Regions from separate parts of the Mus musculus genome. Here region 2 is linked to region 1. A link is a loop called in an ENCODE intact Hi-C map of the cell type or tissue named here. Cell type or tissue: left cerebral cortex. All regions are shown on one strand. Links, peaks and the distances in the headings refer to the core of each region. The heading gives the core; the rest is flanking DNA.

Region 1 (16,153 bases), core at 4,984-12,983:
AGGGACAAGCTTTCAACCAGTGACTTGGACTGTGGTCATAACGTGGGATCAGAAAATCCTACAGACCGCATCTAAAGCAAGCAGCCACTTTCCATCCCCTCACGGGCCCGGGGTTGCCAAAGCGAGCTCCACCCATATAGGACATGGTATAGGAAATGAAGGCAAGAGATGCTTCATGGAATGAGACTTTGTATTTCACCTCCCAGAAAATGCCTAGTGGATACACGGAGGCCTGAGCCTGCTCAGATCTGCAGTTTGAACCCTCAATTTCTCCTTCACTATTGCTCCCAGCTGCAGCAGATCCTACGTCCACTGTGAGTGATATTTATCCTAGTCCAGCCAGCCAGAGCCCCCTGCTTTACACCCAGGAAACCCCACTCACCCCACAAAATGAAGAGCCACATTCAGAATGCTAAGAGCCTTAGGGAGGCTACTTCCATTTCCCCCAGCTTTGTGCCTCTTTGGGCATCCAGTTGGGGGCAGATCCTGCCTAGAGACCACAGGAAATTCAGAAAGAGTTCAGACTACCAGAAGCTCTGGCTGATGTGTCTTCTATGCTGTGCACAGCTGAGAAAGCAGCTGGGGAAGGGAGGAAACTTCCTGAATTCTGGTGTTATTCAGAATGCCGGACAGATGCAGCCATGGCTCCGGAGTTTAGGTGCCGGGACAGCCCTGTTGCTCAGCAGCATTACGGCTTAGTGTGCTATCTGCCTGCTCCTTGCCTCAGTTCCATCAAATTGTCAAATATGTCCATAATGCATGCACACACGGTTAGCCTTCAGCAGGTTCTGGAACAAGCATGAGACTACAAGGCATGAAACCAAGGAAAGACCCACAGAGCTGGTATGGCCACAGCAGTTATCAGAGGCACTAGGGTAAAGTACCATGGTGATTCAGGATGGTGTTAAGGCCAGGCAGCTAAGACATAGTGCTTCATCCCTGTGAATCCCAGGGTTCGAGGACACAGGATCTGGTTAATTTATTTAGGTCACAGTATATTTTGGAGGTGTGGCTTCATCAACATGCTGGGTCTGAAGTAGCAATGTCTTCTTGAAGACATTGTACCTTCTCTCTCATCATCTGCTGGGGGAGGGGGAGGGCCCACCAGGGACCCATGTTGTGTCACTGTGAGTGAGCGCGTATCTGGTGGGGTTCCCAGAGTCACACCAAGTCTGTGGGTGATACGCTAACACCCCGAGAGCAGAGACTAAACGCCAGGCGTGTGCGCAAGGTGTAAGAAGCAGCGTTGTGTGTGCTACGGTAATTAATCCTTATTAAAAATTGCTGTGATTAGCAGTGTTCTTAGCTCAGAGCAAAGAGAAAATGGTTATAAGTAAGAATACAGCTGCCTAATGAATCTCCGAACAGGCCCTAGGATCTCCAAGTCCCTCTGTGCAACTTTGGGCTCCGCTCCTGGGGGAACACGCTGTTATCAGCAACTCCAGGAAGCTGTCAACTGCGTACCCCAGGCTGGAAGGAAGCTTCTGGGGGCTGGCAGCATTTGCCATGGCAATGGAAACTCTCTGGGGTTTCACCTTGACTAAGTATATACATGCAGTTACGTCAACAGAACTCAGGACACATCCTTCAGAGTGACTGGGCCTTCACCTGTCCCTGGATCTCCCAGGCACCCCTAGCTTCTTCCCAAACACCCCTCAGCCTTCCTGCTGTTTTTCCCCTACCAAAAAAAAAATACATCCTTCTCTCCATGAACAACTTACCATCTTGGTAATTATCATCTCGGGTGCCTCGATAAAATTCTTTTATAGGACACTGTAGTTTAATAATAAGGCGATGCTTGGTCCTTTTTTGCACCTTGGTTTTTTTCTTTTTTTTTTTTCAGCTGCTTTTCTGGAGGCCATACAAGACCCCGTGGGAGTCCAGCTGATGTTTTGGAGACCCCCTTGCCCTCAAAGGTCACTATTATCAGCCCAATCACCTACTGGGGACAATACACCAGGGATCAGAGACTCCGTGTTTCTTAAAGGGAACAGACCCCCAGGGGGACCATATGAGGCATCTCAGAAGTGTGCCCAGGACCTTACAGGGAAAAAGAATCCTATGGCCATCCCTTATGGGGCTCCTTGTGCAGACCAGCAAACAAGGGTGGAAGTCCACTTCTCATGAGCTCCTACCAACCAGAACCCAACCCACAGGGACCTACCCTAGTGCGCGTGAGCCCAAGTCATCTTGGTTAGAATTTAAGTGTCATCACTGCTGCAGAGAGGAGACGGACATACAATAACAGAACCTTGTGACGGATTACAGAATCGTGTGTCTCTGAGGGGATACGGCCTCCTCATCCTTCCTGCAGCAGGGTCTAAGCAGCTCAGAATGTAAGGGTTAATGGTTCTGTAAAGGAATGGGATTCCACCGGGTAAGGTTTTATTTCTTAAATTTCCAAGTTGAAAGACTATAGGTTTTGAGAGCTGGCCTGTTTAAAAAGCTGCATCTTAATGCGCCTCCAACTACGTCTCTTGTCTTGCTTGATTTCACGTCTTCTGCTTCTGATGGTAAATGTGCTGTTTAGACTGAACACACCGCCGGCATATGGCACCAGTGTTCACGTGTGCAGCGGACCTGCAGCCCCCACAAGGGGGCTGGAGGAGGGGCCTGCTCTCATCTCTAGAAGTCTAGCCAGGTGCAACCCAAGGTCCCTCGTCCTCCCTTCAGGAGATGTAAAAGACCATCTCACCCCAAAGGTGGTCTGGGACAAACTGGGTCCCAAGCTGAGCATCACTATTTATTTTGTAATGGCTCCGAACTGTGTATTCCTAGAAAAGAGTGCACCCATACCAGCCAGGAACGACAGACAGGTCTAGACCCATGCCCAGGCACAGGGCTATCTGCCCCTGAAGAATAACTGCGGATAGGCAAAGGAAATGGGGGTACATCTGAGCTTGGTGCAGTGGACATGCAATAGCTGTCCCAAGAGGGGTTCTGCTCACGATGACAGCACCTGTAGTGGGGAGAGCTCATCTGAAGTCCCCTTGCCCTCCCGATGCTCCCATGGAAAGCCGCAATGACCAGTCGGGGTGTGTTACCAAGCCCTAGAGGACTCTGGTTAGCTACACTGCAACCCTTGCTGGTGGATTAACCTCCACCCAAAGCGCACGTCTGACCCACCGAGCCAACGGTCAAGCTCCGAGCCTTTCTTCATCTCACCTCGTCTCTTGCATCCCGAGGAGGGTGCTCAAGGAAGACACAGGTGAGTTCCGCGAGGCCTCTTGCCCAAGACAGCACAACCACTAAGCAAGCCATGGACCTTTACTTCAAACCCTTCACACGGATCCTCTTCCCCTATCCTGGGGTTCTGATGCCAGGGGTGTCCAGGTTGTTCCTGCCCACGGCAGCTGGGTGCGAGGAGGAGGGGCAATCCTTGCACCTTCAAGTGGTCTCATCCGACCGACAGAAGCACACACACGTTATCTGGCCACATTACAGAGTCTCCAAATGACCCGGGTGTTGCTGGGAATTCAGAAGGCTTAGAAAGCTGCCCATTGAGGACCCTCACTGAGCTCTGACTCTGGGGATGACGTGGTGAACTGGCCGGTGGGTCTGAGGCTCTCAGAGGCTCTTGTGTTACAATCCAGGAAGCCTCAAATGTCACAGGTGGTCCTAGGAAGGTGAGACCCAGAGCCCAAGGCTCTGGCAATAGGCCACCTTCTGTTCCTAATCACTGTGCAGGCTCCTGTCTCTCCCTCTGCAGCGGCCAAGATGTTTGGTAATCCTTAGCGCAGACAAGGGACCCTGGTGCATGGGTGGCCCAGATGCTCAGCAGCCCAGGGTTGATAGCCCTGGGTCAGGTTCTGGGGGGTCTATCTTTACCATATTCATGTTTTCTCTTACACAACCTCCTGAGATTCCCTGGAGAGTTAATGGAGGGGCATGACAGATAAGCGCTCCTCCTACCCAAAATGACTAGCCTGAGTCTCCACAAAACCTCCAATGGAGGCCAAGAAATAAACCTCTTCATTTCCAGTCAGCTGTGCACCCAGCTGCTGTTTCTTCATAGTCTGATCCTGACTCTGACCCTAACCAGCTTCTTGTGTGGGCACCCTGTCCCTCAGCCTCTCTCCTTCACACTAGCCCACTTCAGAAGGGGGTCCTATGGGAACCCTCTAACTGGGCTGAGCAAAGGAACAGAGACAGACAGCCGGAAGTTCTTAGGATCTCAGGCCTCCCCCTAGAAGCTACCCATTTATGTGGGTATACCAGAGGGCTGAGGTGTGAATTCACAACAGGGTAGCCCCAAGAGCATGGGGAGACAGGCCAGAGGTGTGGGCAGCCCTGGTGGGTGAGGCCAGAGTACTGCAGCCTCAGGACAGCTGTGGCCAAGCTGGCACCCAGAATCTTAACCTGGAGGGCCTGAGGGAGCCCAGGGAATCCCCTTTCTCTCCCTAGTGCAGGCCTGGCGCCCCCACCCCCCCATCCCGCACGGATTCCGCATTGGGTGGGATCGCAGGACCCCGCCCCCTGCGCCTCTGGCCAGCTGGCAGGCGGAAGCTGAGACTCTGCGCGCACCTCCCTAGGGGGCATCCTGGGGATGTAGGGGCTCCTAACCGCATGGTTTACTGTCCCTAAAAGCCTGCCAGCCTGAGATTCCTGCCCAGTAGACTGAAAAAGTCCAGCACAAGCCCCCTCCTGAGTCTGAGCTTCAAGGCCTAGCTTCTCTGTCCCACAGGCAGGTGGCCTGCCTCCCCAGAGGCCCGGTGCGCGGTCCGCGCTGCAGCACAGCCGTGCTCCCCAGCCGCCACCTCCCCGCGGCCCCTGGGCTTGCGCGACTCGGCCGAGAAAGGAGCCTGGCTACCCGTCTCCGAGTCCTCCGCGTCTCGGCACGAAGTTCCCCAAAGTAACCGGGTGTCCAGAACCCCTGCATCCTACCTTTGGGCTTCCCCCGAGACTCCGCCCGCCGCCCCCTCCCGCGCCTTTGAAAAAGTTGCGAGCGAAGCCCCAAACTACAGTCAGCCCCCCGACCCGGTACCGCTCGCGCCCCAGGCGCCCCCACGCTCCTCTGCCACTCAGGGGCGCAGTTCCCCCAACCCCAGCCCGGGCGCCATGACGCGAGGAGAGTCGCGGGGCCACCAGCGGCGGCGCGGAGGCGGCCAAGTGCGGGGCGTGGGCGGCGGCGCGGGGCGCACGTGCGCGGGACCGGGGGGCGCTCGGGCCGGGGGCGCTTACCTGTTGGAGGTAGAGGAAAGCGGGCGGGCATGGCACGGAGTGCGGGAGCATGCTGCCGGAGTTGGACAGCAGGAGGCAGCCCGAGTTCGCCATGGAGCACAGCATGGGGCGTCAGGGGGGCGCCCGGCGGCCGAGGCGGCTCTGCGCTCGCTGCGTCCCTCGGTGTGTGCGCGCGCCCTGCCTCCCGGGCGCCCTCCCGGTCTCTCCTCCTCCGGGCCTCCCCTCCCCCGCTTGGCGCTCGTTAGGAGGGAGGCATGGAAAGGGGAGCGGCGCGCCTCTGCCAGGGGCTGCCCCTGTCCGGGGCGGGGAGGCTTGAGAGCGCGCGCGAGAAGATGGAAAGAGGATGGATGCGCTGCGCGAGAGGATGGATGCGGGGAGAGGGGAGCCAGTCACTTTGGAGCCACCGGAGCCCTGTCTGCAAAGAGTGGTGCGTGTGCGTGTGTGAGTGTGCGCGTGTGCGCGCGTGTGTAGCGGTGGGAGGGGGAGTCCCTGGCGTACTCCAACATCAAACGGAGCCCCGCGCTTGGGGGAGAGAACCCGGCCTACGGCACCACTGCCGGTCCCGCACTTAACCCCTCGCCCGCCGTCCTGCGCCGGGCCGCTAGCCCTAGAACCCCTCCCGCGGGCCCTGCGCTCCCCTCCTCTGCCGGCGCGCAGCCTCTGCTCCCGGCGGCGGTAGGGTCTGGGACCTCCGTTGGCCCCCGATGGTCTAGGCTGCGGTGGAGAGGACAGTCTCTGCGGCCCACCGACCGGAAGGCGCTCGTTCTGCCTGCTTCAGAGAAGCGCCTCTCCTGAGGGAGGCCGGCTCCGCGGCGGGGAAGTCGGTGATGTAATGAGGGCATCTACGCAGAGGCTTCCGTGCTGGGAAGGCTTTTCCAGCTGCTCAGTGCCCAGAAGCCCAGCCAGAGCCCTCCGAGAGTCTCTCTTGCCCCTCTGTTGGCCTCTAGGCCCCATGAGACACCTCAACAGCCTGCCGCAGGCTTAGAATCCTGTGGATACTTAATATGGGGGTGGGCAACGAGGAACAGTGGCCATCGGGTACCCTTCCTGCCCCATCGTCAAATGTGCTGAATTTGGTGTGCACACTCCAGGCCTCAGAGATCACAGCACCCACTTTTTGGCTTCAGGCAGTGCTGGACAGAGGCCTTGGTTTGCCCCTCATAGCACCACTGCAGCCTGCCCGCATACACCCGCAGCTTTACAGCCACACACATCCGGGCCTGCGCCCCTCACATTCAGTTTTACCAAGACAAGCCACAGGTGAGCCCAGCTCCGAGTGAACTGTCTCCCACTGCCACTGTGAGAGGCAGCCCCAGGGGGCACGTGCACAGCCTCGCAGCCTACTGACATATACCACGTCCAAGAAGGGGCACCGCCAGGTACCACGTACAGCGGCTGTGGAACTCGGCTGCTGTGGAACTCAACAGCTTTACCCAGGCTCTGCCCTTGGAAGATGACTGGCTTGCTAGTTTACATGGGGTCCTCTAAAATGTTGTGTGAGCTCACTGAAGTTGTTTGTTGTCCCTGGGCTTCCCCCCCCCCCCTTTCAGACTTAGAGGTCAGGTCGGTTGATTATCGCCCCTACTGTGTAGCACATGGAGGACCGGTGTCAGAAGATGCATGGCTGAGTGTGGTCTCCCTCCAGGCACTGCCTGGGAAGTGACATTGCACAACTTGGATGGCCTCTTGTCAGGCATCCCTGACCCCCACACTCACTGCTACACACCCTGCAATTGACCTTCCCCTGAGAAGGAAGACTGGGAGGAGAGTAGCCAGGCAGCAGAGAGACCAGAGACAGGCAGCTGGTGGCTTACATTCACCTCCCCTTTCTCTTGCATTTCTCTGGAATGCTTTTGGGGTAGCTTAGGCGGAATGTGGGTTATGGACGTTCTCAGGCCACTTTTGTCTTCGTCAAGGGATAGGTCACTGTTTTGATCTCCCAGGCCTGGATAGTGGCAGGATAGCCTCAGCACCAAGGACTGGCACCTCTAGGGCATGATGCTTACAGCCACTTCTGTGAGCTGAGACCTTGGAGGCTGCCCCGCTGCTGATGCAGTGCCTAGAGTGGGTTTGGCTATTTCAGGACGATATACCAGTCCCCCTCCTGTTTCCACAGCCTGCTGTTTTACTGTCCTGTTTTACACCTGTCTGTCCTCTCAGAGTGGCTTTCAGTCAGCACTCCCTGCCCAGCAGGGAACTTGGGCAGCCAGGAGGGTTCACCCAGCGCTCCAGGCAGACCACCATGCAGCCACTGTCTGGGGAAGGAGCTATTGAACTAAATCATCTTTCCTGGAGTGAGCTCACGGTCTAGTGTGGAACCCAAATCTGCAGCCCAACAGCCACGAACACCAGGCCAGGGAAGCCTCCGCCTCCACCAGCCAGCCCACCACGTGCAGGCTCGCTGGGAGACGTGAAAAAGAATTAAATGAAATCTCCAGAAAGAGTTTGAACAGTGTGATTGTCTGACTTATTTCTTGGGACAAGGGCTGTGTGTCTGCTACCTGTCATATGCGCTGCAAGATCCATGTCACTTCCAAAACAAGCCAGTTACTGAATTCCACTGACCCCGTTCTAAGGGAGGTTGTTGCTGAGTCTGTCAGTTTGCCCATACAGGCTGGGATCATTCTTATGTGTATCCAGAGCCCGGCAGTGAGTCACTGCATCAGCCAGGGCCATTCAACAATCTCCATGCCCCTAAGATTCTTGACCACTCTCCCCTACTCTTGGAGCCTTGTGAACCGGGATGTGCAGCCCTGAGTAGTGGGCGGGGAAATCCAATCCACTGCAGCTAGGCTAAGCTGCCCCCACTTTTTCTTGGGTTGAAGGTAGGCTGCGAGCTGGGAAGAGCTGTCAATCCGGTGAGAATATTCACTACTTAAAAAAAGATACAGGGGAAAAAAAATATCCCATTCGCCCTGAATCTGAGAAGGGCCTTGTTAGGGAGGCATGAACTGAGCTGTAATTATTTCTACGCTCCTGGGCACCGCTATAAATATCAGGCAAGGGAGGCGCCTCAAAAGGTTTGGGTGGCTTGACTCTGAGCTCTCCTGGCTCCTTCCTGCCCCCAACCTATACCACCTTCTCAAGCAGCTGCTGGCCTCATGTGCTCCCTCTTCCTGCAGTGGGTGACGCAAGTGTGTCCCCCCATCTCTGGACATTTTGTGTCTCTTAGATGTCTACCTTTGTGAAATACCTTTGCCAGTTAGTGTCTGATGGCATTTTTTTAACCCCTTAAGTCTGTGGTTTTAGCAAAAGGTAGGCCAAGGAGTTCTGTGACTAAATGATGGAGAGCGGAGGATTGCCTGCTGTCTCCTCAATCTTTGGGAATATCCAAGGATTCCTGTGGCACATCCAGGTGGAAAGAGAAAGCCCTGATACCCCTGAGGGACAAGCCCTGGGGCTTCCAGTTTCTCACCGTCCTGCCTTTTCTTGATCCCTTCTGAATGCCCAGTCTGACCGTCCCAGGCTCTCCCTATGCACAGACAGTGTGGAGCTTGGCAGACGTGTCCCAGAGCGAAGGGTGAGCTCACAGTTTCTGGTTGTGGCTGGGCTCCTCCTCGCCAAGCCGAGCCATCGTCTCAAAGTACACTACTGAGTTCCCATGCATTCTGCAGAGCCAGGTCTTCTAGCCCCAACCATGGAATTCCTGGCTCAGGAGTGGACATGAGCAGTGGGGAGCAAGGCAGAGTGGCTGGATCTATCATCCCCTGTGGGGTAGGACAGGATGACACAGCTCCAAGCAGGTTGTGCAATGAGGTGTGAAGCCACCCAAGAAGCTTTCAGTTAGGAGACTTCACCCGAGTCTTGCATCACCAGTGGGATGCTTGTCCAGGGGAAATTAGCATCTGGATTCTGCACTGAATGGAAAGGGGTTAGAGCCAGCGGAAAGCCTTCAGTTTGGGGCTGTCCTTGGCTCCCGGGATCAGACACCCGATGGGGTACGCCAGGTTGAGAAGTTCTTGAGCTCTTTTTAAAACATAAAAAAAAAGTCTCTGGTTTCTTAAGTAGGCATTCCCCATAGTGTGAGAGTGTGGGGAGGGCTATATGTGTTTTTACTCTGGTAGGTGACTTCCAACAAGGGCAGGAGAGTCTCTGCAAGGAGAGAAATGGCATAAGAAGCAATTGTCCTGGGCTGTCCATCCCAGCCCTGGCTGAAGAGACTACACCAAAGGCGTCCAGCAGAGGGCGCACTCACACCAGCTGGTGGCTCCTTTCCCAGCAGGCCTGTGAGGAGGGGCTTCTGGGGGCTCCTCCCCACCCCTGGGCTTCTCGGCCTCCCTCTGTCAAGGAATCCAGAGCAGTCAGAGAGAAAGGGCTAGGTCCAGTGCAGCCTGCTGTAGTCAGCACCCACCTTTCAGCTCACCAAGGGGTCCCCTACCTAGAGACACCATCCCCCTGCCTCAGCAGAGACTGCAGCAAAAGTAAAAAACCCGCGTGCAAAGGGAGTTTATTTATCTGTTTAATTAAGAGGCGTTTGCCAGCCACACTGGGCTCCATCCGTCTCACTTACAACCACGTCCCAGCAAAATTAAACATAATAAATACTGGGAGACTGAAAGCAAAGGGCACACTCGAGATATACGGGGGAAGCCAGAAGCTGCACAGGGTTGCAGTTATACGGGCATCTTTCTTTTGCAAGTGTCCCTCCCCTCAGGGGCCCAGGAACCTGAGGACTGTTCCCGTAGAGAGGGCTTTGGATACCTCTGTTTTCCCACTCAGCATAGTTGCCAAGTTTTCTTTATTGTAAGTGAGCCCCAGGCCTCCTCCCCTCTCCCCCCCTCCCCTGCAGAAAGGGAGTGAGCTCAGGGCAGACTATGGAAGTAGCAACCATGTGGCTCAGCACCTCCAGGCTCGGTGGGCTAGAGGCCTTGGCAGTAGTAGCTTTGAGAAACTCCTTGGACATTCTCTGGGGCATCTGGGTCCCCCATGCCTGGAGAGGCGGTTGTCAGAACCTGAGCTGAGGTTTGGAGAAAGCCTAATCCCAAACCTTTGGTCTTGTATGCTAGCTGTGGTCACCATTGTATGCTAGCTGTGGTCAAGCCACCATTCAGAAACTGGCCCCAGGATCTCCCAGGAAGAGGAAGCTGGTGTGTGGACACATTTTCGGTTCCACTTCAGATCAGAAAGATAGGGGATGCTGTTGGCTAAAACTTCCCCCAAGAGTAGCAGCAACAGTAGAGGAGATGGATGCCCGTCCTAACCGGCAGCAAATGGAAACAACCTCGCTTGCACTTGGCTTTGCTCCTTCTCAACTTTTCAGAGTTGTCTCACCCCAACCCACCTCCCTGCATTGTCACATGGGAAGATGTAAAATGGCCTGTTTGCTGTATGACATTCTTAGGACCACAGGAGTAGCCCAAGGTCCACACAACCAGTAGGAGGTAGAGTCCTGCCTGGAAAACCAGACTCCAAGATCTGGGAATTCACGGAAGCCCTTGGCTTTCCCTTTGACTGAACTATTTGGCATATGCCCTTCTGCAAATATCTTCATCATTAGCCCTTGGCTCTCTCTCCTAACAGGATCAACCCTCAACCAAATCTGTTAATGGAACAGTCATTTGCAATAGCCCAGGCATCTACTAATCGCGCTGCTGCTCGGGCTGGGCGGTAATTATCTCCAATCTCTGCTTTCTCGTTAGGTGGGAGGTCACAGGAATCCAGTGGGCTGCTGAACCCTCTGATGAAGCCGAGAGAGAGAGAGAGAGAGAGAGAGAGAGAGAGAGAGAGAGAGAGAGAGAGAGAGAGAGAGAGAGAGAGAGAGCGCTTCTGGCCTAGCCATCAGGCATCCTTACCCTACTCTGAGCCGTACCCACCACCGTAGACCCCACCTTGCACATGCATGACCTTGGTGTCAAGACCACAAGTGACCCAAGGGAAAAAAAAATCCTGCGAATCATGAAAAACCATGTGTCTGCTTGGGTATGTAGATGCCGGCTTAGTGAAATGAAATACCCTGGGATTTCCAGGTTCCTGGTGCAAATGGGGCTGAGGGCAGCTTGTGCTAACATCACAACAGGGTCCTTTTGCAGGACACTGATGTCCAGGACACTGGTGTAAATTGCAGGGCTTGGGAAAACCTGTAAAATTCACTGACCCCAGAGCTAAGTCACTTGGGTTGCCCTCGGCAACCCCACTGCAGTAAGGATGCTCCAGAGAGCATCTGTATCTTCTCTAGGTTCTTTATCCCTTCCCCCGGCTTGGAATTAGAGGGGGTAGCCAGAGGCAAGGGAGGCAGGGCTGCAATGGAATTTGGGGTGTCTATCACTCAGTCCCTTGCCTTGGCCAGAGGGCACTGAAGCCTTTCAGGACAGGTGCCTTCTCCTGACTGTGTTTCCTTGGAGTGCTCTATGGAAGGAGCCCCTGATGCCTCCCTGGGGAGCCCATCCAGGATTTTATCACCATGACTGTCAAGGAAGTATGCCTTGTATCTAAATTTTATTCAGAGGGTGAAGGCCTTTGGGGAGTAACAAAGGGGAGCTTGAAGCCACTGCCACCTTCTCTAACTCCCAGAAGAGGGTGGGGGTCACCCCTCAGGACTTGTAGAGCAAAGGCTCTGTGTGGAAGGAAGAGCTGAGCAAATGCAACATTAGCACTAAGCACTGAGCAGGCTTCTTGCCAGGACGAACATCAAGTACAGGGCTGCAAGTTTGGGCTACTCCAGGGTGGGGGCTGGTGTGAACTGCCGTGGAGACTGGTGTGAACCGCCACCGAGGCTGGTGTGAACCACTATCGAGTCCCATCAGAATTGCATCAAGGAAGCAAAGCATTTGAGGTGGGGCAGTGAGCCCGTGGGAAGGGGTCAGGCAGGGCTTCCTCCTTTGCAAGGGTCTGGTGCAGCTCTGCAGAGAGGCAGCCAGGGTCCTCTATGCAATCTGACTCTTTACAAAGCTGATGTGGGAGGTCAATGGACTTTCTACCTTGCTGTCAATTAAAAAAGAAAAAGAAGAAGATCTTACTCCATGGAGAAACTGGTGGCCCTTTCTTCACTGTTGAGGGTTGGGGGGGGGTGTGAAGATGACAGACCTGACCATCATCTCCTGGGTTCCCTGTGCCAAAGATCAGTAGGGCCCTTCACTGAACAGATAAGAATAGGATACACGTGGCTTCTTCCTGCAGAGCCAGAGCCAGCACTCATAGAGTTAAGAAGCCACACCGTGGCTTCCGGAAGCAGGATGCTGGGGACTTGGCACAATGTTCTTCCCTTGCCATCCGTGCCCCCTGAAGCTGGAGCAGCCGCTCATTAAAAGCTCATTAGGAGCCCACGGCACACAAAGGTCCTGGGAGGCAGCAGTGTCCTGCCAAAGCGTGTGGCCCTGGAGAGGCCAGTGCACAGTGTCAGGCAGGCCAAGCCAAGCTGCAGACAGGAGCTGGGTGACCAAGCGGTGACAGGCCAGGTATGGGCAGAAGCCTCATGGGAGCTGAGTTTGTCTCAGGACTCAGCTGTAGGAACCATCTCTGCTGGCAGACAGCAAAGAAACAGACAGACACTAACCCACAGACTTTCCTCCCTCACCCATAAGGTAACAGGGCTTAAATGTGAATTCCTTCCCTGGGGCCTCGGAGAGAAGGGGCAAGGGGTGCCAGGGTTGGGGCGGGGATGGCAGGACCCAGCCAGCATCAGCCTTGCCTGGCAGCTGAAAACACACACGGTGGGAGCTCTGAGGATAGCCATCCCCTGTGAGCATGAGGTGAATAGAAAAGGACCGTGAATCCAGAAACAACCCTATGGGGGGTCTAATGCTTGCCGGGGAACAGGGCAACCGGCATGCTCATGGTGAGGCTGTGGGACAGCATCATGTCCTCTGGTTCCGCGGCCATCCTGTGGAGGAGCCCCTTCTCTTGATCCGTGCTAGCCCTGGGGTCCAGCGCTGTTTCGGCACTAACACAATTCCCCAGTGCCAAGGCATGGGGTTTCTGAGAATTCGCTGGCAAGGAGGTTTAGGGAAAGTTGGAATGGGCTTCGAGCCCTGGGCTGCTCTCTGCAGCTTCCCTCCGCAGCTCCAGGCCTTTCCTCCCGCATTAGGCTGGGGGAGCCGTCTGTTCCTTTTCTTACGTCCGCGGGATACTGTGACTTTTGATTTCTGCTTGATTAATATACAGCCAAGAGACACTGTATTTAAGGAGGTTCTAATTCTCTCAGGTCACCAGACTCGGGAGCGGCAAAGCCATGAGGAGCCAGCCCTGCAATAGATCAAACACTGGACCTTCAAATCGCTCCGTGCCCCAATTTTTCATCACTGCTGCCGTCTGATAACCCTTTCAGCCAGAAGCCAATCTCCTTCCTCCTCTGGGGGTGGGATCAGGGGCTGGATGTGGATGTCTGTGCCTGAAACCTTCCTGGCAGCCACGTGGCAAGGTAGAGAAGGACACAATATTCCAGCCCTGCAAGAGTAAGCCTTGCATCACCAAAGACAGACAGACAGATCCTGGGGTGCTTGCACCCTAGGCTTCCTGGGCCAGACAAGGAATGTGTACATGAACCTTTCTGGTTGGCAGGAGATGGTCAGGGTCTGGGCCTACTGATTGCCACAGTTTAACAAAACGTCTTCCCAGCCACTCAGGACCCTGCACCATGTGACTGCTTTTTCTTTCTCCTTCTCTGACCCACCCTGAGGCCTTCTCTGTCCATCTTTGGCACCCTGGCTGTGTACACCACCACTCCCATTCTTTTTCAGTTTCCAGTTGTCTGCTAGCCTCTCCAGGAAGGCAAATACTTGCTCTGTTCAGTACGTAGGGGCTCACTTGCATGGTGGGGAGCGGGGGTAAAAATGCCCATGTGGAATCTGTTTCTTCGGAAGCATCTTTTACAGACCCAGCCCGTGTTGCAATTTTGGGAGAGATCACAGAGAAGCACAATGTGGGAAGATTATACTCAGCTTGTAAATTACATCCCAGCTGGGGCGGGGAATGCGCACATTAACCAAGAACCTGGTACAAAGCAACTCTCTTGAAGAACTGACTCCTTGAGGATCAGGTTCTGATCAATGCTCCCTGCCGCTGGCTTACCACAGAAATGTCTGCACAGAAGTTGAGAGGAGCCTGGCTCTTCCTTCCCAGGTCCAAGCCTGACTCTTGTATTTATTTTCTCCCCACCAAGCCCCACAGGACTACCTCCTTCCATCCACTTAAAATATCATCTATAGATTTTCAAATTATTGCTACACTTTCCAAGAGAAGGCCACAGTGGTTAAAAATTAACAGCAAATTTATAGGAATTCCATATGGCAATTACAGAATTATAATGAAGTGGCTGCCACTTGGCCGAGTGTGGGTAATTGGAAAACCACGCTGGGAGACTAGAATCTTTACGGTATTGGGATTGTATTTTTGAGAGTAAATGCTGTGGAGAGGGTCAATGGACCTTGAGCTGGCCAAGTTCTTCTTCACAGAAAGGGATGGCTAGTTCATTGCCCACTTGGAAGCATCATTTCACTGGCACACGGATGGTAGTTTGATGCCATGAGGGTAGGTGGGTGTTTGGGCTAGAGGGATCTTGGGGCTAACCAGATTGCTCTGGAGAAGGCAGGAGGGTGGAAGGACGGGAGAGCATTATCAGCAGAGGATAAAGCCAAGAAGAGGTGAAGCTCATGTCTTCCCATGGGCAACAGCATCACTGAGATTCTTTTATGGTGAAGGTGTCACAGGGCACCTCCGTTCTCACGGTAGCAGACATGGCTTTGGGTGTATCCCTGAATCTCCCAGTGGCTGAGATGGTTTACAAAGAGAAGTCTAGGGAGCTGGAGAGATGGCTTGGTACTTAAGATCACTGTCCGCCTTTTCAGATGACCTGGTTTTGGTTTTCAGAATTTGCACAGCAGCTCACAATTGCGTTTAACTTCAGTCCCAGGCAATCTGATGCCTTCTTCTGTCTTCTGTGGGTACTAGGCATGCATAACACACACACACACACACACACACACACACACACACACACACACACACACAAGTGCATAAAATAAACAGTCTTTTAAAATGAGAAGTCTTGTTTGGAGAAAAGAGGATTTTCCTGGAAGTCAGGGACAAACGGCAGACTTCAAGAACGTTCTCTAGGCCCCGATGCAGTGTGACACAGGAGCCAAACTCGCTACTCTAGAAACAGCTCTGAGGGAGGGGTTGGGAGATGTTTCAGCAGGTAATAGCTCTTGTTGGGAACGCTTGAGGACACGAGTTCAAATCTCCAGAACGCACGTAAAAATCTGGGTTTGGTTGCCTGCAAGTTTATAACCCTAATGGCGTGGAGGCAGAGACAGGATCTGGATGCCAGCCTAGTGCCAGGCTCAGCAGGGAACCCTGTCACAGTGGAGTAAGGTACAGGATACTAGGGAAGAACACCAGCATCTTCCCTTGGAATCTGTGAGCATGTATGGATGTGTGCACCCACACACTCATATGTGCACGCATTCCACACTACCACCACAACAACCACAACCACCGAGGACCATGGTCCATGTGTGGGACACAAATGCTGTTGTTTGAAGGACCGATGCAAGAGTGAATAAGAACTATGCTTGCATCAGCTACACATAGCTGGCAATAGTATAGAGGCTCTGGGCTGCATTAGGTGCATGGTAGAAATGGTTTAAGCACTTTCTTTCTTTCTTTCTTTCTTTCTTTCTTTCTTTCTTTCTTTCTTTCTTTCTTTCTTTCTTTCTTTCTTCCTTCCTTCCTTCCTTCCTTCCCTCCCTCCCTCCCTCCCTCCCTCCCTCCCTCCCTCCGTTCGTTCGTTCGTAAGACATAGTTACTAACACATTAAAATACACCCGAGTTGTTTGTATTGTGCCTCAAACTGAGTGACACAGGGCCTCAGTGTGGGCACGGAGCTTCCTTTTCACCCTTTGCCCATTGATCTCACCGTCACCAGTCTCAGCCTGGTCACTGGCTACCCCCACAAGGACTGAAATTGACTGAGCTCCTTCTCATGGTTTCCTGTGTTGGCAGCGTGTATCCCAACCCTTTTGACTTCAAGGTGCCT
Region 2 (16,153 bases), core at 4,677-12,676, 51 kb after region 1:
TATGGAGTTTGTAATAATGGGGCCCACAGCAGCACCTTCTGAGACTACGCTATTGATGGAATCATTATGTGGTGGGTGCTACAATCATTTCCAGTTTCTAAATGACAAATCTGACGTTCAGCCAGGTGAAGCAGCTCACCCGAGCCCCACGGGCAGGGTAGGTAGAGCTTGGCTTCCTCTTGTCCCGCACCTCACTCTGGGATGTTTGCTGTGTGGGTCCTGCCACTCTGGAGCCCGCAGTCAGCTTGTGTGTGGAGAGTAGGCTTACCTTCTCTTGGGACAGATTCTGCATTCTACCTGATCGTTATTGGCTCCAGCTCCGATCACTGCAGGCCTAGGATGTGCATGGCCTTGGTACCCAACACGGCCCACAGCCCTCTTTCTGTTTGCAACAACCTTGGGCTGTCTTTGCTCTGAGCATCTGAAGGCAGCTGGTTCTTCTGCTAGCTTGGACTCTGTAAGGCCTGAGTACTCTAACCGGTGGATGCTGTATAAGCACCATATAGGAGGAGCTGGATGCTGTCAGCTGCTCCTGCTGCATATGAGGTTCTATTGGAGGGATGAGGCCAGCTGGCACCTTGTATCCCCATTTCTCTTTTGTATCCACTGAGCCAAACACAAACCTGTGGATGGGAGGGAGCTCACTGATCACAGTGGCAGGTGGGTAGCAGCTGAGAGGGGCTAACAGTTTCTAAGCTACTGTGGATTGTATCTGGCCCTCACCACCAAGGTCCAGCACTGGGCCATTTCAAGTTTGCAGATGTCCCCTCGTCCTTCCACACATGGATGAGATGGATGCCAGCCAGCTGTTCTGGGCAGGAGAATGTCTTTCACACATTCGTGTCTACCCAGCACCTCAGAGTATGACCATATTTGGAAATGTGGTTTTTCTAGATGTATCAGCTCAGATTGACATTGACTCAGGGTGAGCTCCATGCTAATGACCAGTGTATTTACAAGAAGAGAAGATGACACAGAGATGCTCACACAGACAGGAAGGTGGAGGCAGAGGCTGGAATGATGTGTCTGTGAATGGAGGAAGGGAAGCCAATGCCATCCAGAGAGGCTGGCAGAGTCTAGGAAGGCCCTTTCTCTAGAGTTCTCAAATAAAGCAAGTCTTGCCCAGCCTCTACTCTAGAATCTGCCTTTCTTTGAAGCTTCTGGGTCTAGACCTGGGAAGTAAACGATTTCTATTTAGGCCACCTGTTTCTGCTCATTTGTCATGGACAGCGCGACCCTACCATTCTTCTCTGTAAACTTCGGGCAACCCCTTTAATGGGAAGCTACACAGGAGCTACCAGAGCACTCCTGTTTTCCATGGAGCAGGGACTGGGCACTGAGGTAGTCATACCCAGCACAACTCAAGAGCCCCAGGACAATTCCCTCAAGGAGTATTTTGTGGATTTTTTTTCAATTATGGAAAAACACACGTGTGATGTTTAGTGTCTTACCCATTTCTGGGTGTTTGAAGCCTTGTGCAACCATGGTCATCTCTCAACTCTTCATCTTTTTTAACCTGATCCACACTGGAGGTTGGATTCCATTTTCCTCTCCTGGCTCCTGGTTTCTACTCCCCCTTTCTACTTTATGCACACACATGAAAATCAAAAGATAACTTGTCAACTCTCTCCTTTCACCGTGTGAGTCCTGGGATCAGAGTCCACAGCCTGAATCCACCCTCTGACCCTTCTCACTCCCCTCTACTTTCTGTCCATGCATTTGATAACTCTAGGACCCCACTGTATTCTGAATGCAACATGTTCCCTGAGGGATATGTTTGAACATGTGGTCCAAGCTAGAGGAGTTGTCATGAGATCTTTGGGGCATGGAGCCCAGATAACCCTCCCTTCCTCATCCCTTCTACCTGGTGAGCACAGACCACTGGGGCAGGGCTTGAGGGCTATACCCCAGTCCTGCTTCTTATCCCAACTCTGCCTCCAATGTGCTAATGTGTGCAGAGCTGGGATGCACGCTCGGCCCACCAGGTTAGATTGTATCCCTGAAACCAGGAGCCCAAATCCTTCCCCCTGAGGCTGCTTCCATCAGGCATCTTGTCACCATGAAAAAATAACCAGTACACCCCTGTAATAACCAGGGTCTTATAGAAATCAGTGTGCTCCTGTAACTAGGGTCATATAGAAACCAGTGTGCTCCTGTGACTGGGGTCTTATAGAATTTGTCCTTTTGTGTCACTACCAATGATCTCCTCAGGGTTCATCATGAGGTAGCAGGTGTCAGTCAGGGTTTCCTCCCTTCTAATGGTCAGACAATCGTCCCTGGAATAACAATGCACTTGGTGGACCCATTCTTCTCCTAGGACCATCTGTATTTTCAGTTGCTTTTTAAGACAATGAGTCTGATAACTGGCCACATTCCCCATTTTGCTTTTGCTACTAGTAAGTTCAGAAAAGAGATTAGAGGCTTACGTTTGCTATCCAATGTCCACTTTATCTTGACTTTAGAGTCCTCTCTTTCTAACACTCTGACTCTGAAGTCAAGAACTGACTTCCTGAGGATACAACAACAGATGCCAAACGCAAACAGAAAGATGGGTATACAAGTTAAAAAGCCATCCACAGGGTCGGTAGGCATCCCATCGGAAGAGAGGTACTCAGCCCTGCCACCTTGCCATCTAGGCATGCACACAGACTTAATGTGTGTAAGGGATGCAGTCCCCAGGCCCAGGGAGCTCACGCTGGATCTACAGACCCCGCCCTGTCTGCCCTGCAGTTTCTTGGTTCATCTTTCTCTTTGGCGTCTGACTGTGCTGAGAATGGATTTCCTTAATGCAGATGGAAGGCTCTGGGCTCTTTGAGCTTCCTTCTATGGAGCTGGGCTCTGCACACCTAGTGTTCTTTCCCACACTCAGCTAAAACAGCTCAATGTTGGCCACATCTGGGCAGCTGTCCAGTCTCTACTTGGTGGGCACATCTTGCCTCCTGTCCATCTTGTTTCTTTTAAAAACCATACCTTTCTTCAAGGTGGAGGACTAGTCAGGACAATGTCCCCAGATGATATCAGGATGGATGTGTATGCCACAGGCCCTTTGAGTCCCAGATGGCATCCCCTGGGAGGTGCCTTTGGGAAGTGGGGTCTACTCATCTCTCACCTTGGGGTAGGAACTGCTTAGACTCTGAGCATCTTCACTGGGGGAGAAGGAGGTAGGGCTTTATTAATACTGAGTGGGTTTTGAAATATAGTCTGGTGATAGAATGCTTGCTTAGCATGCCTGAGGTCCTAGGTTGAATTCCCAGAACTACAGACAGACAGACAGACAGACAGACAGACAGACAGACAAACCCCAACACAAGGCAGACAGCACCTTGCAGCATGCACACCAGCAGGGTGCACAGGCTTCTTTGATGAGCATGTTTTGGTATCAATAATTTAGATGTGGCCTTTCTCCTTTGGGAGACTGGGAAAATCTCATTTCCTAAGCAAATCCCCCAATAAACCACCCTATTATCTCCTCTGAGATGTCCAAAAATCTGTCTCAATTGACAAACCTACGCAATGAAAGTTGAGAATGAGGCTGATTGGGGAGAGAGCTGTGTGTAGTGACCCTAGAGACTGGGGGGAGGGGGGCAGCCCAGGACTGGGAATGGTTCTCAACCTACCTTGTGTGGATGCTAAAGGGTGGTCACAGGGAACATGCCCAAGTTGTTTGAATTTAAACAACCAGATCCCCACTGTGCAGTAGATGAAACTTCCCAGGTATAAACTTGGGAAGAGGCAGGAGACTTGGAGTCTGCAACTCCTCCAGTCCCTGAGGAAAGGAGGGAGGAGGTATCATGGGGCTGGCATGCCAGGCCCATCTCCCAACGCACCAGTCCAGCAGTTCCTTCACCTCCAGGGCTCTTGGGTTATTTATTTGTGCAGTGGTGTGAGCATGCATGCCTCTTTGTGTGTGTGTGTGTGTGTGTGTGTTTTCCTGTGTGTGTGTGCCTGTGTATTCCTCTGTGTGTGTGCCTGTGTGTTCTTGTATGTGCCTGTGTGTGCGCCTGTGTGTGTGCCTGTGTGTGTGTGCCTGTGTGTGTGTGCCTGTGTGTTCTTGTGTGTTCCTGTGTGTGTGTGTGTGTGTGTGTGTGTGCCTGTGTGTGTGTGCCTGTGTGTGTGTGTGTGTGTGTGTGTGTGTGTGTGCCTGTGTGTGGAGGGGGGTGGCAGGGGGTAGTTAGTCCTCAGAGATCAGATTTGCATTGCACTTGTTTGCACCGTGACTTCTGTCTTCCAGGAATGTGACACAAACCCGAGCGAGGAAAGAAACGTCACTGCCATAAGACAGACGCTACCCCACACTTAGCCAGTGTCACTGGACACTAGGAATCACTGTAACAGAACCAACAGCAACTGCTGGGCACCAGCCTTGCCCAGGCTTGCATGGTCACTGCAGGACACTCTGCAAGTCTTATCCAATCCCAGAGAGCCCTGCTAGGTGATGCTTCAGCCTTTAGGCACCTGTGAGGGGGTTCAAGTCCCACCATGGCCATTGGCCTTAAGCATCTGTATTATGGAGGTATTTCACCAGTAACTTTTCTTTTGGTTGTGACAAAATACAAAAGCGACTTAAAGAAGTCACAGTTGGAGGGTACAGTCCACTGAAATGGGGAGGCCTGGCAGCATGAGCCCGAGGGTCGCTCACATGACACCCACAGCAGGAAGTGGGGAAAGATGATTACCGGGGCTCCACCCACTTCTTACCTAGTTTGAGGTTTCAACCCATGGGATGGTGCTAACACACTCAGGGTGGGACTTTCTGCCCAACCTTGTCCCTCACAGGCACACCAGGAAATTTTTCTTCTAGGCTATTCTAGATCATATGATGACCATCAGCATTAATCGCCACAGAGACCAAGGCTGGAGGAGTAGTGTGAGTGACCTGCAAAGCAAGCCAGTGTCCAGTCTTTCAGCAGGCTGCACCTCTGTGGCTTTTTTCTAGTCTCAGAGCCCTGCAGGCCCAGTGGGCAGCCCAAGGCCATATGGCGACTACCCAACTGCTATTAGGGCTTGTATGTTTCCATAGCCCAGGGAAGGTCTTTGCCAGTGTGGACAGAGCTGCTCCAGTGCAGCTGCCCCCATCAGATCAGCAGCACGCTTGCCTCCTCCTGCCGCTGACACAGTACTCCAGAGACACACTCCCCCCCAAAAAAACCTACCCAGCCCTGCAAATCCATCTCTGGAACTACAGAGGAGCCTGGGGACCAGAGCAGTTTCTGCTGCGGTTGGGCTGCTGGCAGCCACGGCGTGCTCAGATCTCAGAGCTATCGCTTGTGCTTGGGCTGCAGTTTGAGCCGTGTAGAGTTGCTGAGCTGCAAGCAAAGTCGGGACCTGCTGTTAACCACCTCCTCTGGTCAGCGCATCCTGGCCACTGGGCTCCAGCTCTGCCGCTCCAGCTGCCTTTGCTTTGGTGTGTGAGCCTGGCTGCCCCCCTGGCAGGTAGCCCTCCCTGAGCTAGCTCATGCATGGAGACTCCTAACGGCAACTCTGCGAGTGTGCTTACCTCTAGTCCAGGATTCCAATATTCTAGGCTGCTATTCAATCCTTCCAGGGTCAGGTACTAGATACTCTGAGATAACTGCTGAAGTCAAGAGCCCATGGCAAATATTCAATCCAGCCAATTAAGCTTGCGGTGGTTCACCTGTCCTGTCCTTAGAAAAATAAGGTAGGCTCTTGCCTGTGCCCCCCCACCTCTCCCCCTTCCATCTGCCCCGTACACTAACTAGCCTAGTACCTTCCTGTGTAGCTCAGGCTATATATACTGTGACTCCTGGAATCCTCCCAGAGACTGTGCCTCTTGCCACATAGAGAAAAGCAAAACCCAGACACTCAATCCCCACCCCACCCCCAACAAGGCTGGAAAAGAGGAGAAAACTTAGTCAATAAAGTGCTTATCTCTCAAGCATGAAGGCCTGACGTTGACCCCCAGAATACATGTACAAATGCAGGGTGTGGTGGTCTGTGCTTTGAATTTCAGCACTAGGGAGGCAGAGCTGGGAAGACTCCTGAGGGTTGGTGGCTTAGCCTAGCTGATGAGCTTCAGGCCAAACAAAGCAGGGGGTGGTGGTGGTGGTGGTGGTGACATCTTTGAAAATGACATGAGATTGCCCTCTGACCTTCACAAGCGTGCACACACATGTGCACATGCACTTAGATCTGCACTTACAAATACCAACACACATACACAGAGTTTTTAAAAGCCTGTCTAGTCTCCCCCCAGCTCCCTGGCCCTGCTACCATACCTGCTAGTGTGCTTCTAAGGATCATGGCTCCTGTAAGACAGTCAGCTTTAAGGGATAGCATTCAGAGCCTCCCTGGGGGCGGAGAACAAGTTAGGTCTTAGTTTAGCTTGGAGGCACTGCAGAGCCACCTTTGGAAAAAAAACTAATTCACTCTCAGGATTAACACCTCTGTGCTCATCAATTTCGGGTCTTCTGCAAAGGGTGTCAGAAGTAAGAGGCAAACATGGATTTTTTATCAAACCCAGATCCTGGTGCCCGTCTGCCTGCGACTAAACCACATGGACAAGCAGCTAATTTGCAGACGGTGCCTGGATTGACAGTTCCGTTTATTTAATAACAGATAGCTCCTGTCTCCCAGGCTTCTGCTCATATACAAAGTCTTTGCTGAGACGGGAAAGATGATAAATTGTGGATGTGTTTACTCTTACACTCCCGAGGCCCTGGGGCTAATGGTCAGAACTTCAGATAATAATAACAACAAAAACAACCTTTTGGGTTGTTCTTTTGGAAAAGTCTCTAATGAGGACAGTTAAGTAAGCAGATAGCAGAGTGTGGGTGGTAATGTCCCTGTGGGCAGATTTGCTTTTGTGGCTGCTCAACACTGCATGGGTATTCGCTTCACTGCATAAATGTGGGGTGGGTTTCATGTATCCTGCCTCTTGGTTTTGAAAAAACAATAGGGTGGGTACACCCCAGGAAAGGATCCCATACAGGGCTCCCTAAGATTGATGCTTCAGGATGTCTAACACCAGCCCAGCCTCCTTAGCCAGCATCTCTGACTGAGCTCTTCCTGGGGGTACATCCTTTGGACTTGGGCAATCAGCCACATGCTTAGGTGTCTTAGGGTTTTACTGCTGTGAACAGACACCGTGACCAAGGCAACTCTTATAAGGACAACATTTAATTGGGGCTGGCTTACAGATTCAGAGGTTCAGTCCTTTATCATCAAGGTGGGAACATGGCAGTGTCCAGCCACACATGGTGCAGGAGGAGCTGAGAGTTCTATATCTTCATCTGAAGGCTGCTAGGAGAAGACTGCTTCCAGGAAGCTAGGATGAGGTTCATGTCCACAGTGACACACCTACTCCAACAAGGTCACACCTCCTAATAGTGCCACTCCCCGGGGCAAGTATATTCAAACCACCACACTAGGTTTTACCTTGCTACAAATGTACTTTTCGAGAGTGCCTATGGGTGAATGTTCAGCCCATTATTTTGGGGACCCCATAGTCATTGCAGACCAGTGTGGAGGGGGCTTTAGCCCCAGCTTTAGTCATTGATTGACTTAATCACTACTGATTAAGCACCCCAAGTTCAGAGTCTCTAGCCATACCCACTTTCCACCCCAGTCTCCAGGCCACCTACATTGTCCCTCAGGTTCTAGCCACCCTCCTTTCTTAGCATCTTCTGTGCCTGCCAGCTCCCATCTCTCGCTAGAGTAACACCGCATCTCTGGTCTCCATCCCAGCTCAGATCGTTGTCTGTCCCCAGCTCGGCAACCATCACGGATCCATTCTCAGTTCCATGCAAACATCTGCTGATTCCTACTATGCTTGGTCATGTTTCAGATCTTTCTTCTCCCCACCCCTTCTACCCAACACACTCATCACAGAGCGATCAGGTGGCCTGAGGGGTGCTCTTCTCTCTCTGTCTCTGTCTCTTTCTGCAACCCAAGCCTGGTAGCTATGCTGGCTCCCAGGCACAGCCATCCCTCTTTGGCTGGCCCATGGCCCACACACATCACTCTTCCTCCAGTGGCTCTGGCCGTCCTTCCCCAACCCCCACAGCCTCTCCTCCAGTAGGCATCTGAGGGATCTGTCCAAAGCCCTCTCTTCATTCCTGTAACTCTCTCCCACGAGACATCTTCAGTGTGCTGGCATCCGTTCCATCCAGCTAGGCATAATGTCTGACTTGGCAGTCCCAACTGGGATTCTGAGGGCCAGGCCCAACCATCAGATAACTCCAGCTCAATTATGTTCACCTGGGTGCCACAGTCCCAACCCAGACAAGGTCACAGTTCTGGACTATCGCCAAGAATATCGAATGGATCCCTTTGTCAGCCCACAGAGCCGTCTCTGACCAGACGAGCAGATTGCCAGGGTGTTCTTGATCTCTCTGCCCAGCATCACCATCATCTATCAGCCCGACCTCCAGGGTCCATCTGAAGCCAGTCTGTGCCCCTGGCCCCGATCTTTCCCTCTAACCTCAGCAGCATCACCTCCTAAGAGCACCCCCCCCCCACCCCCCGTGAGGTCAGACACCAGCACTGTCTTAGCAGGCTAGCAACTATTTGTTCCTTTGGTCGGTGTCTTCCCTCTTCGGTGTCAGGATTCAGAAGTGGCCAACTGAACTTTCTGAGCCCCCTTCTCTCTCAGCAGCGTCCATCACAGGATGGCAGAGCCACATGCACCTGGCTGGCAGGCTGCAGGGATCTGCCGGAAGACCCTCAGTGACAGCAAAGCCTTCCTTCCTCACCTTTGTTCCTGTGGCCGAGGGAACACTGGTGTGATGCTTGACACCAAGCTGTTTGCCAAGTGCCCTTCGTGTGGCTGGGAACGTGCCGACTTTCTTAGCACAGCCTAAGGAACAACTCATGCCGGAGGGAGCAAAGGTCATCATGTCAGGGACCTCTTCACCTCAGGTCAAGGCAGGCTTTCCCTCCATGGCTCTCCACGAGGCCTGCTTCTTTCTCAGTCTGTACTCCCCCCAAACCATCCTTCCTAGGGCCTCAGAGAACAGGGCACTTGGTCCAGCTTCTTGATGGCTGTCAGCTGCTCTGCCAGATGCCTTTGCCCCAGCTCCAACCCCACATGGAGCCTTCTGTTTCTACTTCTAAGCCTTTGGATCTCCCAACTCCTGGATACCCCTTGCTCCCAGTTGGGACATGGTGAGGGAGAACCCTTTCTTCTCAGGCACCTGTGGCAAAACTGCCACTCAGCAACTCTGGCCCCCACGGATTGAAGAGTCACCCCAAGTCTACATGTATGTGGAGCGGGCCATGGCTGCTGTAGCTTCCCCTGGGGAGTAAGAAAGGACAGACTCCGTGTTCAGGAAGAGAACATTCTTGCTGCCATGTCCTAGTCCTGGACGTGACGGCCATGTTAGTCTTGGTGCCAATGGGATTAAACGTGGGTGGAATAAAGGCTCCTGGATATCTGGCTTGACCTTGGGGTGCCAAGTCTGTGTTGTCTTGTGGCCTGTGGGCGATAAAGTCCCACAGATAGCAGGAGATAATATTGTCATGGGGTATGAGAAAGTCTTGATCAATCACCACTGGCTTTGAAGATAAAAACAGTGTTCAAACCCAGGGGGCTTGTAGAAGTTGGAGATGCCAGGAAGCCACTGTCCGCTCGGATTGCTAGGAGGATTCAGCCTGGTCTGCACCTTGGTTAAAGTCCAGTGAGACCCATTATTTCTCTGACTTCCATTGCTTTGTACTGTCATAAGCCTACTGTGTGTTTGTTATAGCAGCGAGAGGAACCTAATGGAATCCTCTCAGGGGACCAGTTTGGGACCACACAGTCCTATCTCTTCCCATCAGCCCCCTCCCTGCTCCAGGTCCTCACGCTCTGGGAGATGGAGGTTTGCACCACAGTGGATGGAGCAGAACAGCATCAACCTCTCCCAGGACGATCCCTCCCAATCAGTCCTTGGGTCCCTTCGCACAGGGACTTGTTCCCTCTGTGCTGAATCACCCTTTCCTGAGCCTGGCCCCATCTACACGGTCTCTTCAGAGCCCTGAAGTTCTGCCAAGTCATCTTTGAGAGGCACTGGTTTTTGGGACCCCCCTTTCTCTCTCCAGGGCTGTTGCCTAGGCAACAGGACAACCAAGGTAAGGGCCGAGGAGAACCAAGCCTTAACAGTACTCTCTCAGAGTACTGACCCAGTAGGAATGGCTGGCTAGAGGTGACATGTCTGTTCCTGTCCAGATTGCAGAGGCAAAGCTGGAGGAGCCACCCCCTACCCCCGCCCACCCATGCAGACACACACTGAAAAGCTATGGATTAATTTAACTCTGAATTATAATCACTTACTAAGATTATCCAGAAAGCCTGTGTCCCCACACCTCCCCAGTGAAAAGAGCTTTCTCTTTATCTATTTATACCCAGTATATACATAAGCAGAAATGGAGATTTCTTTATGGACCATTAAGGATTTAATGTTTAATTTATAGCCACTTTCTCTGGCGGGGTGTCCAGGCACAATGTCAACATTTTTAATTAAATGAAGTTTTTTTTTTTAATCACAAAGAAAGATATATATTTTAAAAGCCACATTTGAACCAGTTCGCAGCAGCCCAAGCTTGCTGGGAAGAGAGGTGTCCCTAGATTCCCAGTCACGAGTTTCCTCGGACCCATATGTTGGAGATGGTGACACAGTACAGTGATGGGGTACAGAGGCTCACAGGTGTCATATGTTCAAAACTTCCCTCTGTCCTCTTAACTCTGGGTTGGGGTGGGGTGGGACCACGCACACGAGGATCAGGGAGAACCTTTGGACAGATGAACCCATTCCTGAGCCTATCTAAGTGATAAGGGCCAGAGTTTGAGCTTCAGAGACCTGCACCCCTTGAATCCTTAGCTGGGGATCAGGGCTGCTGCTCAGGGATCCCCACCTGCTTCCAAGTCTCAGCACCCCACGGACTCACTTCCAGACAGGAACTGACAGTCTAGCTGTGAGCAAAAGTTATCCAGGCTGGTGAGTATGGAGCCCGCCACAGCTGTGTGGGTTACTTCTGCTGGGCCTGAGAGCAATCTGGGATGCCCCAGGGGCTGTCTGGCACCGCCTCTGCTCAATTTCTGAGAAAACTGTGGGCTTGCAAGGGGACGTGTGGTGGTGTTAGTAGCTATGTATGCTCCGGATCCACACAGCACCAGTAAATAGCTTATGTATCCAGAGCTGAGAGCAGGCTGGCCTTTCACTGGGACCTGATGGAGAGGTAATTTGCTGACTTGATGTGCCTAGGGCTGCCTCTTTGTGACTGTCCCCCAAGCTGACTCTATAGCACCTGACCTCTGACTGACCTTTCCTACCTGTCACCTCCAGCCAGTCTAGTCCTGTTCCAGGACAGGGATTGCGCAGCTGGGTTGCAGTGTGGTCCCCTGTGTGGGTGAGACATAAGGAGTACAGAGCCATTGATAGAAGAGTCTAGGGGCGATCCTGCCACAAGGCCATCTCGGTGAGGCCTCCTCCCTCAGCAGTCCTGCTGAAGCTCACGGGACACAGTCCCTGTGGGCCCCATTTTCATTCTGACTTTGTCCCTACCATCTGTACCCAGAGCAGAGCAAGGCCATATTCATTTGAACCCAGAGAAGAAATTAGAGTCTGCCCAAAGCCAAGGCCAGCATAAGCCAGTGGCCTTTAATGGGGCACTTCATCTTTCGGGGTGATGGCACTTCCTGGGAAGACGCTGACTCAGCAGCACGTGTCCAGGGCGGTGGGTGGTCAGTAGCCAGTGTCCTATGCAGCCTCCCCTGCTGACACTTGAGACTCAGGGGTAGACCCTCTCTCCTGATCTCACCCCCGACCCCCACTGCAGTCCTTTCCAGAGTGGCAGAAGCAGGCAGACAGTGAGGCTCTTCTCTGGAGTTTAGGACCAGCTCAGCCCCTCAGCCAGCAGCATCTCTCTATCATCTTCTGCCTCTTCCAGTCACCTTGCAATCACCTGGTCAGATTTTTCCAGCTGCTTCCAATACCGTGAGCTTCCGCTGTGCGGATGGACGGATGGACGGAACAGCTGGAGCAGCTGCCCATAAGGAAGCTTCAGCAGGCTTTCTCCACCCATCCCCAGCCCTCTGGAGTACCTCCCCCACAACCTTCATTCTTTGTTGAGGTCAGGATACTCCCCCCTCACCCCCACCCCCTCCCTCCTCCAGCTCGGAGCTTCCCCACAGGGAGGTGAGCATACAGTCTCTGGGGCTTCGATTCCCATAAACCGGCCCTTCATTTCTCATGTGAAGCCACTTTAATTACGAAGCTAAATAACGAGAAGGAAATATTAAAATTAAAAAAAAATCCCTACACAAAGCAAGTTTGCCTGCGCTGGCCGCCGCTCCGAGCGCCAAGGCAGAGTGGGGAAGGCACCACGCCACTCACTAAAAGCATGTGTCACTAAATCAATAATTCATTTACTTTAATGAGATAAGTACTTTGAAAACTAATTGTGAACCTGCTCCATTTACTCCGGCCCTTAATGTAAATCGCAGCCACTGCTGTGGGAAGGAGAGAGTTGAGACGGAAGACATCGACGTTCCCCGGCTTCGTCTGAGAAACAGAAGGAAGTCCTTCACTCTGGGGCAGGTATCTGGGAGAACCTGGGAGGCCAGTCACTCATCCTCCCAGACAGGATGCAGCATGGGGCCCTTACACCTCACATCACAGCTGGGAGAGGGGGAATCAGAAAACACTGATCGTGGACCACTGGTCCTAGGAAGTGACCTGGGTCACTGTCGCTGGGGCCTCCAGAGACTCTGATGGTTTGAGGTTGAGCTCCTGCTCAGCTGTGCTCCAAGCAGCTTCTCCCCACAGCCCTGAGACTCAGCAAGAATGCACAACTCTAGAACCATGAGGCAGAGATGAGTGGCTTAGCTAGGGAAGTCCCAAAGGTTCTCAGTGTTCCAGAAACTTCCTGGGCATATGAAACAGGAGCAGGAAGATGCTGTGCTTAGCATGTGCTCTGCGCATCAGCTGCTGTGTGGCTGCTTCACATCTGAGCGTGTGTCTCAGTAGAGGCCTGAATTCGTCATCTTACCCAGAACTGACTGAAGAGCTGTCAAACCCTCACTTTGGTTTGGAAGGGACGCAATAAGCGTTTCTGCGATAGAGAAGGGAGTCTTTCGTTCTCTTCCCTTCCCTTGTCTCAGACACCAACATGGAGATGAAACTAGGGTTGTTTCTTGGCCTTTGGGAAGGTACACACAGTTTAGAGGCCATGTCTCAAACATTTCTGGAAACATGGAAGAGACTGCTTTTGCTCCACTGTTTTAAATGCTGGCCTGGGCTTCACTGAATGGTCCAGGGAAAGAGTCCTCAGAGATGGCCCAGTATGGGGAGTGGTATTGAAGTTAAAGTAGCAGAAAGCAGCCTGAGAGTCACAGTCAAGAGTCTGGTAGTCACCTATCCCTGGGTCTCATTCATTGCTCCCTGCTGGCTGAGACAAACATAGAGGGTAAAATCCCACACAGCCGGAAGCCAGCAGGCTGGTGGCTGAGGACTACCATCAAGGATCCTGTTGTGTGATTCAGTAGTTACTTGCCCTTCTCACTGGGGTCACCCTCTAAGTGAGGCACACTTTTCACAAGCTGGATAGAGCAAGGATAAAAATGACATCCGGGTCAGACCCCGGGACTAAAAGATGCAGCATCCACCGGGGTGAGATGCTCATCTGTGCCCAGCATGAGATGGGCCTTTGGTACCCAAAGCTACCACACTGTTCAGGAGAGGCTGCCTCCCATCAGGGGTCCCATCTTCTTCTCCACATCTTCCTACCCTGGAGACTCTACTTCAGGAGCCATTTTCCTCTGTGGGAAGGCAGCCTAGCATGGACCTGAATCAAGGTTGCCCTGCTGGGCTTGCCATCTGAGCTGTGTGAGGGTGTGTTCCGGGGCACCATGTGTGCAGGGGCAGCTGCCCAGAATGGTAGCCAATGGGAAGGTGGTAACAGGGCCAGGGTATATAGAGCCCATCATGAAGAGCCTCTTCCACTTTCCTGGGAAGTTGACATGGTATAAATACACCTTACTGGGAACCCTGGGGCTGGAGGGGTGCTCAGCTGATGACAGAGGAGCTGGGATGGGCCAGGGGCAAGGGAGCACCTATACACTCAAAACCAGAAGACATAGAGACACAGCCTGTCTGGAAGCCTGGCAGCTGGCTGCCCTGACTACACAGACCCAGAATGTTCTTAGGAGATGAGCAACCCTGAGTTTGGATGACTCCAGTAGTCCAGTCATGAGGCAGACATCAGTGACCCAGTTTGGAAGGCTCCAAGCATGTCAGTTTGAGTTCACCAGGTCTGCCAGGCTGGGGTCAGGAGTCAATAGGGCTGGTGGCCCAAAGAGCCACTTGCTTTAGAAGGAGGGAGCGAACCTTCCCAGCTGAGCAGCCCCGGGCCAACCTACAAGAGCTCCAAGGGGCTCATTATTGGAATGAAGGCTGCCAAACATAGAGGAGGGAGCTCAGAGGAAGAAGTTATCATAAGATAATCCCGGATCTAAGCTCAACCTGGATGGTGGCATCGGAGAGCCTGGATGGTGGCATCGGAGAGCACAGGTTCCCAGGTGCTACAGGTGGTAGAGCTCTTCACCTATCCCATCCCTTGTCACCTGAGAAAAAGTAGTCTGAGGGCAGAGCTGGCCTGAGGGAGGACGGAGCTCCACAGCAGCCGGGCCACAGTAGTGGGAACTGAAGGCAAATCTCTGCCACCCCAAGCTGTGGGACTCTGAGCCCAGGCCTGAGGCCGGCTGCGTCTGGGACCAGCTCCATGGGCAGGATTCCCTGTGGTCTCAGGACACTGTGTTGAGCACATTGCAGGGTTCTTGAGCATTCAAGCCTCAGGTAGCTTCCAAATGTTACATCTGGGCACTACTCCCATTTCACAGAGGAGAGACCTGAGACCCAGAAGCATCAACAGCACAAGGGGGACGTGGACCCCAGAGTGTGACCTTGGCACCAGACTCTGAGTTTCTTACCACCTGGTTGCAGAGGGCAGTGAGGTCTCCAGGGACATAAAGTGTTCAGATCTCCCCAGACGCAGCTGGACACTGTTGTGGCTCACGGAACTTACAGACCACGCATTGCCCAGGAGCCACCTGGACTTACCATCACTGGAGGAAGTCCAGGATGGAGCTGGGTTGGAACCTGCTTTGTTTAGCTTCATCTAACCCACCTCCAGTCAATTATAGGGTTCCCTCCCCTGATGAAGCTCACTTGCCACTATCTCTCCAGATACAAGGCTCAGTGTACCTGGTCAGTTGTAACTGCCAGTTCAGTTGACTTGGTATAGTCTGTGGCTTCAGCCTCACACACCTGTCAGTATTTATTTATTCAACTTGCATCCCAACCACAGCTCCCACCCCCCTGTTGCTTAGATGGAACCCTAGATGGTACTCTGCTGTTTCCCTAGCAACTCAGAGCTGAGACCCAGGAGAAGGAAGTGTGTGTCTCCAGAAGGGCCGAGAGACAGCTTCAAGTGTTCTCAGCTCACTTCTCAGAGGTCCCAACTCTGAGTTTGGCTCTCAGGGGCCTGCTGCCTGCTAAGACCAAAGAGAGAACCCTGGGCGCTGGTTCTCTTGTTCAGAGATGCTGGTCATGTGACCGTGTGGCTGAAGAGAGAGCCGACCTGCCAGGGTGAAGTGGCCAGTGGAAGGTTTATCCATTTTATTCACCGATGTAGACACTCATGTGTCTCTGGAGCCCAAGACAGGCCTGGCACAAAGTAGTCACTCAATAAATATGTTTGAGTCAATAATGACTAAGTAAACACCCGCGCAGCCACACACTCAGGTGAACACCCTTGCAGCCACATGTTCAGGTAAACACTGGTACAGCCACATGCTCGGGTAAACACCCTACAGTCACACATTCAGGGTCTTTCCTTCCCCCTCCCTCCTCCCTCCTTTTCTATTCCCCCCTCTCTTTAATCCCTTCCTCTCACTCTTCTTCCCAAGCCCCAGGACCTGGGATTCTTTGGCAGAGCATCCTACCGCTGTGGGCAGGAGTGGCCCTGGAGGCAGAGTTGCTGTTGGTCTTTGCATATGGTCCCCAGGTGTACCACAGGCTAGGGGTGGGGTGACAGCCAAGCCCATGGCTTCCACGTGCTCCCCAGTGATGAGAATTCTCTGAGCAGAAGCCTCAGTCTGCCATGGAACCTGGGTACAAACACTAAGTAGGCAGGAGCTGCTTTCTCCCCCTCTGCT

What was found. A loop is a pair of places that touch in the nucleus more often than their neighbours do. Peaks named below come from ENCODE experiments on the same cell type or tissue, not always from the same donor. Only the 100,000 strongest peaks of a DNase experiment are listed, where the experiment ranks them.
Region 2: a loop joins it to region 1, with 2.0 times the contacts of the local background. A loop is called at or near these places in 3 of 42 quality-filtered maps.

Annotation. Positions count from the first base shown.
Region 1 is chr11:118,564,370-118,580,522 of GRCm38, forward strand. The region is part of intron 4 of Rbfox3 (RNA binding protein, fox-1 homolog (C. elegans) 3); the gene reads right to left. Among named protein-coding and RNA genes, the nearest start is that of Engase, 96 kb to the left of the region's middle. In left cerebral cortex, for the core only: CTCF peaks have their summits at 9,356 (motif pointing right) and 10,319; DNase peaks (open chromatin) are centred at 5,524, 5,983, 7,553, 8,016 and 2 more places; H3K4me3 peaks cover 1,519 bases; H3K27ac peaks cover 1,587 bases.
Region 2 is chr11:118,616,086-118,632,238 of GRCm38, forward strand. All of the region lies in intron 3 of Rbfox3 (RNA binding protein, fox-1 homolog (C. elegans) 3), which reads right to left. Among named protein-coding and RNA genes, the nearest start is that of Engase, 150 kb to the left of the region's middle. In left cerebral cortex, for the core only: no CTCF peak of the experiment used is centred there; DNase peaks (open chromatin) are centred at 6,795, 7,717, 8,082, 10,018 and 3 more places; H3K27ac peaks cover 531 bases.